Regions from separate parts of the Mus musculus genome. Here region 2 is linked to region 1. A link is a loop called in an ENCODE intact Hi-C map of the cell type or tissue named here. Cell type or tissue: gastrocnemius. All regions are shown on one strand. Each heading gives the region's core, and the rest is flanking DNA. Links, peaks and the distances in the headings are about the cores only. Region 1 overlaps Rapgef1 (Rap guanine nucleotide exchange factor (GEF) 1). Region 2 overlaps Rapgef1 (Rap guanine nucleotide exchange factor (GEF) 1).

Evidence for each region. Peaks named below come from ENCODE experiments on the same cell type or tissue, not always from the same donor. Only the 100,000 strongest peaks of a DNase experiment are listed, where the experiment ranks them.
Region 2: it touches region 1 in a loop (2.3-fold over the local background); 1 of 42 quality-filtered maps calls a loop at or near these places.

Annotation. Positions count from the first base shown.
Region 1 is chr2:29,667,811-29,673,185 of GRCm38, reverse strand. The region is part of intron 1 of Rapgef1 (Rap guanine nucleotide exchange factor (GEF) 1); the gene reads right to left. Among named protein-coding and RNA genes, the nearest start is that of Rapgef1, 51 kb to the right of the region's middle. In gastrocnemius, for the core only: a CTCF peak has its summit at 2,835 (motif pointing right); DNase peaks (open chromatin) are centred at 1,160, 2,378 and 2,778; H3K4me3 peaks cover 1,725 bases; H3K27ac peaks cover 4,758 bases.
Region 2 is chr2:29,725,224-29,730,598 of GRCm38, reverse strand. It overlaps Rapgef1 (Rap guanine nucleotide exchange factor (GEF) 1), which reads right to left. Exons shown (of 26, transcript NM_001039087.1): 16 at 4,318-4,393; 17 at 1-71. Among named protein-coding and RNA genes, the nearest start is that of Gm13420, 24 kb to the left of the region's middle. In gastrocnemius, for the core only: no CTCF peak of the experiment used is centred there; no DNase peak of the experiment used is centred there; H3K27ac peaks cover 1,365 bases.

The DNA.
Region 1 (5,375 bases), core at 85-5,084:
TCCTTCTGATGCTGGCTGGCTTTGTAACAGACTCCAAAGAGAGCACACAGCTCCCAGACAGGCTGAGAGAAGAGAGACAAGCAGGCTTGAAGGGGAAGTCTGGGTTTACTGTGGTGATCAAGTTCCTCAGAGGCTCAGCTGGGTGAGCCAACTTCCTCTTCTCTGGGATCTGCTGCCCTGGGTCTGTAAGGAGATGCAGGGTTAAGGAGCTGGCCAGACTCGCAGCCAACTCTCATAACCAAGGTGGAACCAACGTGGAAAGAAATATAGACGGTACAAAAATCCCCTGAGGAACATGAGAGCAAGGCTGGCCCTGACCACGAACCAGAGATACCTACTCCTGATAGCTGCCATCAAAGCCAGGAAGTGGGTGACAGAACTCACTCTACCTTTGCCTGCCTGGTCCTGAATACAGTTTGAGTAGGTACATAATTGGGAAGCTGTGGTGACAGTTTGAGGCACCTATTAATACCTCCCTCTTCTCAGGCCAGTTAGTGGGCACAAAACCACCAGCAAGTCACATGGTGAACAGAGTTGCTATGTAATGACAACCAACATTACAATTCTGGAAATCAGAATTAGACTGTGCTCAGCTTTCTCTGGAAAGATGGGTGAACAATCAGGTTTCAAGTGGCCGTCGGGATCCCTAACTGTGCTATTCAGGCCCAATAAACGCTTTCTCTGTAAGTTGCCTTGGTCATGCTGTCCTATCAGCAACTGAAAAATACCTAAGAGTGAGAAATGTATTGTTGCTTCCCTGTACTTTATACAGCCACAGGAGGATGAACAGCTACACAGTGGGGTTTGCCAGAGCCACTCTCCTGTCATATAGGTAGTCACCCTATGGTTGTCTGGATTGTGATTCCTCTTTTTATAATTTGCGTCCACATGTGTAGTTTAACTTTAGAGTTTGTGATCATCACACAAGGTAGTGTTCTATATAGTCTCTCTATAGGCCTGACAGTAACCACTCAGATGACATACATCCTTGCTTTTCTCTGTGATATTGTTCTGTCTGCTCGCCTACCATGGTCACTGGGTTGCTATTGGCTTTGGCTTTCCTAAACAATGCTGCTACAGACACATCCAGCGTGTCTTCTGGCCATGCATGAGAAAGTCCTATGAGTAAAACTGGCAGGTGGCAGGGCTGGAGGCCAACACACACACACACACACACACACACACACACACACACACACACTACACTTGCAAAGGCTTGAAAGGCCACTAACAGAAGCTAAGGCTGAGTCCCTTGTTGTGCGGCATTTGCACCAATGGACAGAGGTTTCCAAGGACTAATGCTAGTCTTGCTCTCCCTGGAAGAGCAGCTCTTTAATCTATGGGTAAGTACAGCAGTGCCACTAACAACAATCCATGGGCTGCTGTTCCCTACCTAGGGAGAAGAGGGGTGGAAAACACACAGCCTACTCACAGGATCAACTTCAGCAGACACTCAAACTGACTGACCCCCACAAAGCTGGCCAATTTCTTCCAAAGTGCCCTGCCCACTGCCAGGATTTCATTCTTAGATCTTCAGCTTGCCCCTCCGTGGGCTTAGCAATGATGTTTGTCTGCTCCTGACAAATGTGCGATCAACTGGCCTTTCAAATGTCATTTGCTGCGGCAGCTGGGATCCCAACTTAGCAGCAGTTTCTGTCAGGGCTTAATTCTGTACGGAGATGGAAGCCTCTAAGCAGCATGCACACCAGGGATCACAAAGTCAAGGTCACTGTGGATAGGACTCATGTAGCAGCTCCACAGTGCCTGCAGTCAACCTAGAGAGCTGACCTTTGGTTCTTGCTACCTGTCTTCCATCAGGCTCAGCATCCCCAGCAGGACTTAGAGATGATTTACTTCATCCAACACCATTACCCCTGCCAGGGGACTAAGGACAACTAGGGGGAGAAGTGTCCAGAGGATACTGGGAAGAACTTTCTTGAAGGACTTCATTTTCAAGTGTGCAAGGATCTTGCACTGTACTGTAGGGGATGAAGCTGAATGGGCAGAGGGCATCATGGACACTTCAGGACACACTGTGTGGAGTTGGGTGTGGTTTAACCCAAGCTTGACCACTAGTGTGGATACCTCTCTGAGCCTCTTTCACTTCTTTCTCCTACCTCTTTGAGCCTAAAGAAAAGGACTAACTACAGAACCACCTGACCTAGAGCAAGTATTTACTAATCTGCAGCCATCATTGTCATCTGGTAACATCGCTAGATCTCTGCCAACACTCAATAATCAAAGGCTAGGAACAGCCCCAGCTGAGAGAACTGAAAGCAATACTTTCACTTTCCACATTAAAAGACCCCTGTCTTACTCAGCACAGAGACATCTGTGTGAGGACAGAGGGAAGGCGGTGTTGGCAAACATCCCATAACCACACCCGGGGATGCAGAGCATGGAAACACTCATTATTCAAATCCAAGCACTGAAAGGAAGATGAAACAGTCGGAACCCCTCCTGGCTTCTTATCGCCAAGTAGGAATTACTGCACTCGTGTGGGTTTTGTCTGTTTGTTTTGTTTTTTGAGGCAGGCTTTCTCTGTGCAGTCCTGGCTGTCCTGTTTTTAACTTATGTGAGCCTGTATGCCATGTGTGTGTTGCTGTACACAGAAGGCAGCACTGGATGACCTACCTGCAGCTGGTGGTACAGTTGACTGAGCTGTGCAATGTGGGTGCTGGGAGGGAACCAACTCCACGCTGTGAAAGAGCAGCAAGTGCTCTGAACTGACAAGCCAGTTCTCCAAGTGCTCCTCTTGAATGACTTGCTTTTATTTGTGTGTGGGGTGAGGTGGGGGTGCTGTGTGTGTGCGCAGGTGCCTTTAGAAACCAGAAGAGGGCGTCAGATGCCCTAGATATTAGAGGTGGTGTAAGTCAACTGACTGACTGCTCTGGAAGCTCAGCAAATGTCCTTAACCAACTCTCCAGCTTAGTGTGTATGTCTTTAGTCTTTTCCCTGTTTCTTTTCTTCTTCTTCTTTTTGAGACAGGGCTTTTCTGTGTAGCCCTGGCTGTCATAGAACTCAATCTATGGAGGACCAGGCTGGCTTCAAACTCCCAGAGATCCCTTGCTTTTGCTCCCATGTGCTGGGATTAAAAGCATGCAACCCTACACCCAGCCAATCCTTGCTTTGTTTTGTTTTGTTTTGTTTTCTTAAACATAGCAATGCATTATGGACAGTTTCCTATGAGCACAATTGTTTGACAGTTGAATAATATTCTGCTGGAAGGCAGTGAGTATCCTGGCTGGACTCCCATATGAACACACAGCTCATTCCTACATCTCTGTGTGCTTGCATAATGAAGCTCTGAGAAATAGAATTGCTAGTTTATAGAGAAGAATGGGGAATCTGGAAAACTGCCTTCATGCCAGGCAGGCTGCAGCCAAAAGCTGCCCCAGCAAGGCTCTGAGTGGCCATGAGACATGAAGGGAAGAGGCTGGACCTGCAGTTCACCCTCCCACCCAGTCACCTAAGCTCCTCTATTTCCATCTCAATTACATAACAACAAGGGTTAAACTTACACTGAGATTTAGATGAGGTAGAGATCTCCTAAGATGTGGTATCTGAATGACCAATGGGCAGATGGTACAGTGCTCAACTGCATTTGTAATCAGGAAACAACAGCCATAAAGACACATCACTACATCCATGCCTATGTGGATGGTGCCTAGGTATGATGGCACATGTCTGTAATTCCCCAACAAGGAAGACTGAGGCAAAAGGACTACAAGTTTGAGACCAACTTGGGTTATAGTACAAGATCTTGTTGCAAATCAAAACAAGACAAATGAAAAGGAAGGGAAGGAGGGAGGGAGCTGGGTATATGGGAGCTATGCCTCAGTTCACCACAAAACATCCAGAGTGTGAAGAGTAGTCTTTCAGGGTGCCTGAGGCAGCAGAGGGGTAAATACAAGCACACCCAGAAAACGGAATCCCACCGCACATGTGAAGGAACCACCTATTCCTACCTACCCAGCACAGATGACTCACACAAAGAGGCTACATACAAAGAAAACCACAAACCAAATGAGCATCCACACAACTACATCATCAGGCAAGGAGCAGCTATTATTGGGGAATCAAGAGAGTGGTTATGCTTAAGGCAAGGTTGCTATCTGGCAGCAACACGGGAGGGCTCACACTTCTGGGGACACAGTTCTCAGTCTACATGTTCCTTACACGTCTGTCTTCAGTGTGGTTTTCCACACTAGCAGGGACAAAGCTTCTGACCTGAGGTCCACATCAGGAAGCTCGCCTGCCTCCCCACACTGCGCTGATCTTCAAGGCGGCTAAGGCCACATTCTGCTCTCCATCTCTTACTGCCTTCCTTCCCATGTTCGGGGTCAGGGAAAGGAGCTTCTACTTACTTGACCCTTGAGACTCCAAAAGGTCAAAGTCTTATTCACCTTGGATTCTGGCACTTAGCTCAGTAGTAGATGCAAGAACAGATAAATAAACGCATGCTCATCAATAAGCACAGAGAATCTGTGAATGAATTCTGTAGCCCGAACTATTTCTGCATTCACTGAGGTACTACCATAGAGGTGCCTAGCAGCAGCTATGTGTTCAAGCTATCTACGCAACAGAGGACAAAGGCTATCCCTCATATCTCCTCTAGGTCTCTAGGGAATGGTGGGTGTTTTAGGCCCTTACTGGGCAGAGGCCCAGTGGGAGTTACATTTAATACTACTTTCACCCCATTTAACCTAAAATATCAGCACCCAGCAGACAATTTCATACAACTGCTCCTGAGTTACTTCCTTGTTTTTTTGTACATTCTACTATGGTGTGGAAGTTACACTTCCAGCATGTTCTATGCACACTTTTAGGATATGTTCAGCCATTTTTAGGATGGCTGAATTAGACAGGACAACTCTGAGACCTCCCCTTCCATACCAAGGAAGTTCCTAGGACTAGGCTGGCTGTAACTGCTTCTAGGTCACACCCACTAGCAGCAACAGCTGTGGAATGCAAGCGGACCCTTTAGCTGGACTCCGGGCTAGGAAGCCCTCTCCATCCATGTTTATGCTAGGTGTGGCAGGGCCTGAAAGCAAGCAGCACTGGCTGGGCAGACTGCGGGCAGACTGCTACGGACGCTGAGAGAACTCAGGTGAGAGATGTGACATCTGTTCTCTCATGGATCCTGACACCCCCTCTTCTCCCTCTAGAAACAGACTATATCAGGCCACAGAGCAGGCACTCAGTAGCATGGCCAGATGCTCACTCGCTCGCTCACTCACTTATACACTCATTTACACACTCACTCACTCACACACACTCACTTACATAGTCACTCATACACACACTCACTAACATACTCACGCACTCACACTTACACACTCACTTAGAGACTCACACATTCACTCACTTACACA
Region 2 (5,375 bases), core at 301-5,300, 57 kb before region 1:
CTTGATGAGCTCCTCCGGGCTGATGAAGGTCCTGTAGGTGGTCAGGAAGGCTTCACAGTACAGCACCAGGTCTGCAGGGGTGCAAAGCAGTCAGGGTGGTAGGGTTCAGGGTGTAGGTGTGGCTGTGGCTCACAGCATAGGCACCATGCTGAGTCCTCTCTAAAAGCCAGGTAGGTCCTAGGTCTTTCATCTTATGGGCACTGGCTACTTCTGATGGAGAACCTAGCTGTGGGAGGGCCTGAGGCCCAGTGTAGGAAACAAACTTCATTTCTTCAGTGACCCCTGTGCTGGTAAGAGGTCAAGGCCTGGGCATACTGGCTCTGGACTGCACCACCCACAGATTAGCACAGATGCTGCCCTAAGGCCCAGTGGCTCAATGGCTCCTCACTGCTTTGGGCAGAGATAGTTGTCCAAACTTGCCAACAGGCTCTTGCAGTTAAACCAGAGGCAGTATTTTTAGATAACAGGGTCCAGTCATTAAATATTTTTGGGAAATTCCATTCTAAGCCTCAAGGGGAGGCTGAAGTGGTGGTGTACTGCAAAGCTTAGCAGTGGTTTGCTGCCCACACAGGGCAAGGGCAGTGGTGACACACAGAACCCCCATAGCTGGAGGCCTCAGACTGGTAGCACCCACCTCTTCCTTCCAAAGGGAAAGAGTATGCCAGTTAATGAGTCCCGCCTCTCTAGAGCCCTGTTGGCTGTTGTGACTTATTTCCCGAATGCTTTAGATATTAAGCATAGGATGTCATGAGAGACAAGGTGGGCTAACTCAGGAAGGGCTGTACTGCACCACACTGGACCTAGAAAGGAGGTCACCACGTGGAGGTGGAGAGCAGCCCCCTTGCCCTTTCTCACACCTCCCCAAGTGCTGGGATGGAGGGGTGTTGTGGATGGGCCTGATGCTGTTTGTATTTTGATGTTAATTCTGCTCCCCTGGGAGGGGTTTCAAACAAGGAGTAAGTCAGGAACTCAGGTGACTTCTTGTAAACCATCCCCTAATGAATAAATGAGCCAATCACTGGGTGAGTAGGAGGGACTTCTGGGTTAGATAGGGGAAGAGAGGAAAGGGTGTGTGTGTGGGGTCCTTTTGGACTGGATAGTGAGAGGGCAAGATAGAGCTTCGAGTGTCTCCTGGTTTCCATGGTGCATCCACCAGGATCTGCCACCAGAGGATTTAGATTTAACATGGCTTACAAGATTAGGATTCTAGTTATTGTGCCCAGTGATTGAGTTACCACTGTTTCTGAACTAAGTTTATGTGGTGTTTTCCTTCACCCAGTGGTTTGACTGGGTTCAAGAGAGAAAGGGAGAAAGGTATGGTGGCAGAGTGTGGGTTTGCCAGATGTGCACCACAAAGGCCATGGGAGTTTTGAAGTGTGGGGCTGGCATGGTAGTGACTCGCCAGTGAGAACTTAGCGAGTTGGGTAGAGAGATTTTGGAGCTCTGAGTCAGAAAGTCTCCATGAGATAAGAACTGGCTAGAGAGACTGCTGGGGCTGAGAGTAGCTGGGTGTAACTTGGGAACTTGCTGATGATCTTTTTAATATTTCCCAAAATAGAGGGGGCTCAAGGCTCTGTGTGGCACGTCATACCATCACACTGTGTGCCATCACCTTTGAGGTGTGGGGGGCCTGGTCCCTGAGTTGTGCTCAGCCTCAAAGTTGTATTCTAACCAACTCCCTGTTACGTTGGAACTTTCTAGAAAGAGCAGAGGTTGGGCATACAAGGGGTACAAACGCAGAGGAGCACTGCAGGAGCCTGTGACCTCTTGAAGGGTGTGTTCTAGTGTGCTGGTGAGCACTATAGCCGTACTTCACAGGCTGGAAGGTAAAGAAACTTATGTGTGAGACAAAGGGTAGGCCAGACATTCCAGGTAGCAGTGGAACACACTTTTAATCCCAGCACTTGGGAGGCAGAGGCAGGAAGACCTCTGAGTTTGAGGTCAGCCTGGTCTACAGAGTGAGTTCCAGGACAGTTAGGGCTACAGAGAAAGCCTGTGTGTGTGTGTGTGTGTGTGTGTGTGCGCGCGTGTTGGGAGAAGGAGGAGAGTACACCAGACTCAAGGATGGCTGTGCTGTGCCATGCCAGACACAGCACAGGCCTGCTGGTACTAGAGCTCTTTGCATAACCTATCTGTGGGCTCTGGTATCGCCTGGCATTTGGGTGGGAGCCTGAGCCAAAAGCTACAGGGCTGTCTGTCAAATTCACAGGGCTGTTTTAGTTCAGGTCCCTTTGTCCCCAGTGGCCTTCAGAAGAATGGAAGCTTGGGGGCCAAGTAACAGGTCTAGGACACAGGTCCCAAGGAAGGGACAGGATCTGAGCTTGGGCCTAACATTATCCCCGACCTGGCCCTCTGACACTTCTCACAGAGCCACCTGAGAGAAAGGCTATTACGACAAGTGTGCCCTTCTTGTTTACTTGTCTAATTGGCTTGGCCCTGTCTGACACAGCTGAGTCCTAGACATATGAGCCATGAAGCCTCCCAGGACCTTTGAGTCACACATATACCACTGGTGCAGGAAGCCCCCTGCCTGACAAACTTTGCCATCTTCTATGGGCACCATGTCCACTCTGATGTGGCTCACGGCCTCTGTTTCAGGTAAGACTCCCAGGTAAAGCCAACTCTGGTTCTGCAGGGACCTCAAATCCTATTGAAACTTCAGTTCAAAAGTCTCTCTTCAGCATACCCAATGGGTAGACCAGAAGGCCTTTAGGCTCCCTGTCAGAGAGCTCTTTGGCCTGGCAGCAGCTGGCAGCAGCTGGCAGGGCAAATCCTTACATGACCAGGCCAGAAGCCAGCTCACATCCTAGACTTTCACTTTTAGATAAAAATGAGGTGAAAATGGCTACTTTGCCAGGATGTCCTGAGGTGCCACTGAACACTGGGCACTGTCTGTACCCCTGGAACCAAGGCCCTAGGGGAAAGGCGGTCCCGTAGCTGCAAGGCTAAGGTAGGCTTCAAATTGAGTGTCTGAGACTCCCTTCTTGTCATGGCTGGAGGAAATGGGTGAAGAATCGCTGAGGGCTCAGATGAAGGTAAACCTGTTTCCGTTTCTGTCAGGCAAACAGTTTTTGTACTATTCTCTTAATTTAGAGTTTCATAGACCCTTGGGTCCTAGACATTTCAAACAAACAAACAAACAAACAAACAAACAAACAGAAAGCTGATTGGGTTAGGGCTTTAAGTCTGGAGTGATTTTATCTACAGTTTAATCAACTTTTCAGAATTTCTTTTCTTTTTCTTTTAGTTTTTTTTTGAAGACAGGGTGTCTCTGTGTATCCTTGGCTGCCCTAGAACTCCCTCTGTAGACCAGGCTGGCCTTGAACTCACAGGGAGGGCTCTGCCTCCCAAGTGCTGGGGATTGATTCCACGGCCTCATTCATGGCTAGGCAAGTGTTTTCTCATTGAGCCATAAGCCTAGCTCTGCTTTCTGTTGTTGTTTTATAACATTGTCTCTCCATACAGCCCTGGAACCTCATAAATTCTGAGATTAAAGGCACGTGTGAGGATGCTCTGCTTCTTTTAAATCCTTTAAAAATGTGTAGGAAGAGGGCTCATGGAACACATACTCTGTCTCAAAACAGACAAGAAAGAAAAGGAATACTAACAAGAAACTGGCTGTGGCGTGAGGTGGGCTCATTAGCCTCCTGGGGCGGAGCAGCAGCAGGCCTTGCCTGAGCAGCTCAGGGGAGCCCAATCTCCCTTACAGGACTTCGTGGATGGATGGTTCTTCTGCGGGCACAGCCTACTTAACAAGTCTAGGTACAGCCTCTGCTTCTCCTCCTGCTCAGATGATCAGGATGCAGAGAGGATGGCAAGGTTGGGGCAGGTTTTGGACAACAAATTTTGTTCCTAGGAACTTGTTAGTTAACTATGTGAACTAAAGACTTTGAAGAAAAGAATGACCTAAATATAAGGAAAGGCAGAGGGCCATGTGCTACTGTAGAAGATTTTTTTTGGTCTGAATCCAGATTCACCTCTATCAGCCTCCTGAGTGCCAGGATCCTAGGTATGGACTACTGTGGCTGCTTTACCTTTAATGCCACGGTTGAACATGTCATTATCCAGTGGGCTGCCCTTGGAGCACACAGTAGGTGCCAATGACTGTTCTTACACTCAGGATGCATCATCATCTTGCATCAAGAGGGGACATGCCCAGGAGCAACTTTGACAGCATCAGGGTCTCTGGAGCCGGCCTCTCCCTACCCTTTCCTGGTACCATCAGATCCAAAGTTGAACCCAGGAGAGATGACAGTACAGTGCAGTCATGTGATGCCTTTGGTGGGACACAATCCAGCACAGTGGGAGCTGCCTTACCTTTTCTGTCTGTCTCAGTAGCATGGACCAGTAAGATGTCTCCTGAACCACCACGAACATCTGGCCCATCATCACCCTGGAGTAAAAGAGCATGAGACAAGGCTGAGGTGATAAAGTCACCATGCTTCAGGGTCCCCGAGATCCTTCTGATCTCAGCTCAGCAGTCGCAGGCAGCACTGTGTACACCAGGCAGTGTCTGCAGCCCACCTGCTCCCATGGATTGTGTAGATGGGGACTGGTCAGAACTCTTACAGAAAACTGGGCATTGAGGAAGCTGTCCAGATGCTCTGAGCACCAGGGTACATCACCTTCCAGAGGCTACATGGGGTCAGGGCACTAGGGTCTCAACCTCCACACTACCTCCACCTCCTGGTTCATATTAAAGGTGAGATTCCAGAGGAGAAAGGCAGCCCCTAAGCCTAGGAGACAGGAGGATGATGTCAGGCATGTTTCTCTCCACGCCTGTAGTAAGCTACCTTTGGGCTCAGTCCTTTTCCAAAGTAGAAGCAGGATTCATCTGTGGGGACATAACCCACAGGCTGTTTTCTAGTCTAGTGACAGAGCTGTAGGTGGGGCTGGGACTCTGAGGGAGACAGAGCCAATATCCTATCTGCCCATCCCACGGATTGTCATTTCCACCTGGACTCCAGAGTTCTGAGCGTTATGGGTTTTCTATGTGGAACAAGGTTGGCTATGTTCATGACCTGATTTTCCAGAAGGAATTTAGCTTTTCTTTCTGCAGAGGCTCTGCCTAGATTCTGCTAACCCTACCAGTAGCCTGATGGCCTAAAGTGCTAACGTCTTCCTGGGTTGCTAGGATGGCCCAGGAACATGGATAGGGCAGTACCCTTTCTATGTCTGTATGTTACAACCATCAAAACAGTTCCCAGATGCAGAGCTACTCAGGGCCAAGATGGCCCATCAAACCCTAAGTTCCTAGAACTGCACAGAGAAGAGAAAAGGCTCTTCTCTCATGACATGTCTTGGTGTTGTTCTTATCAATAGGGCTCCTCAAACAAGCCACAGCTCAGCATCTAGGCCCCCGTTTTCTTAACAGG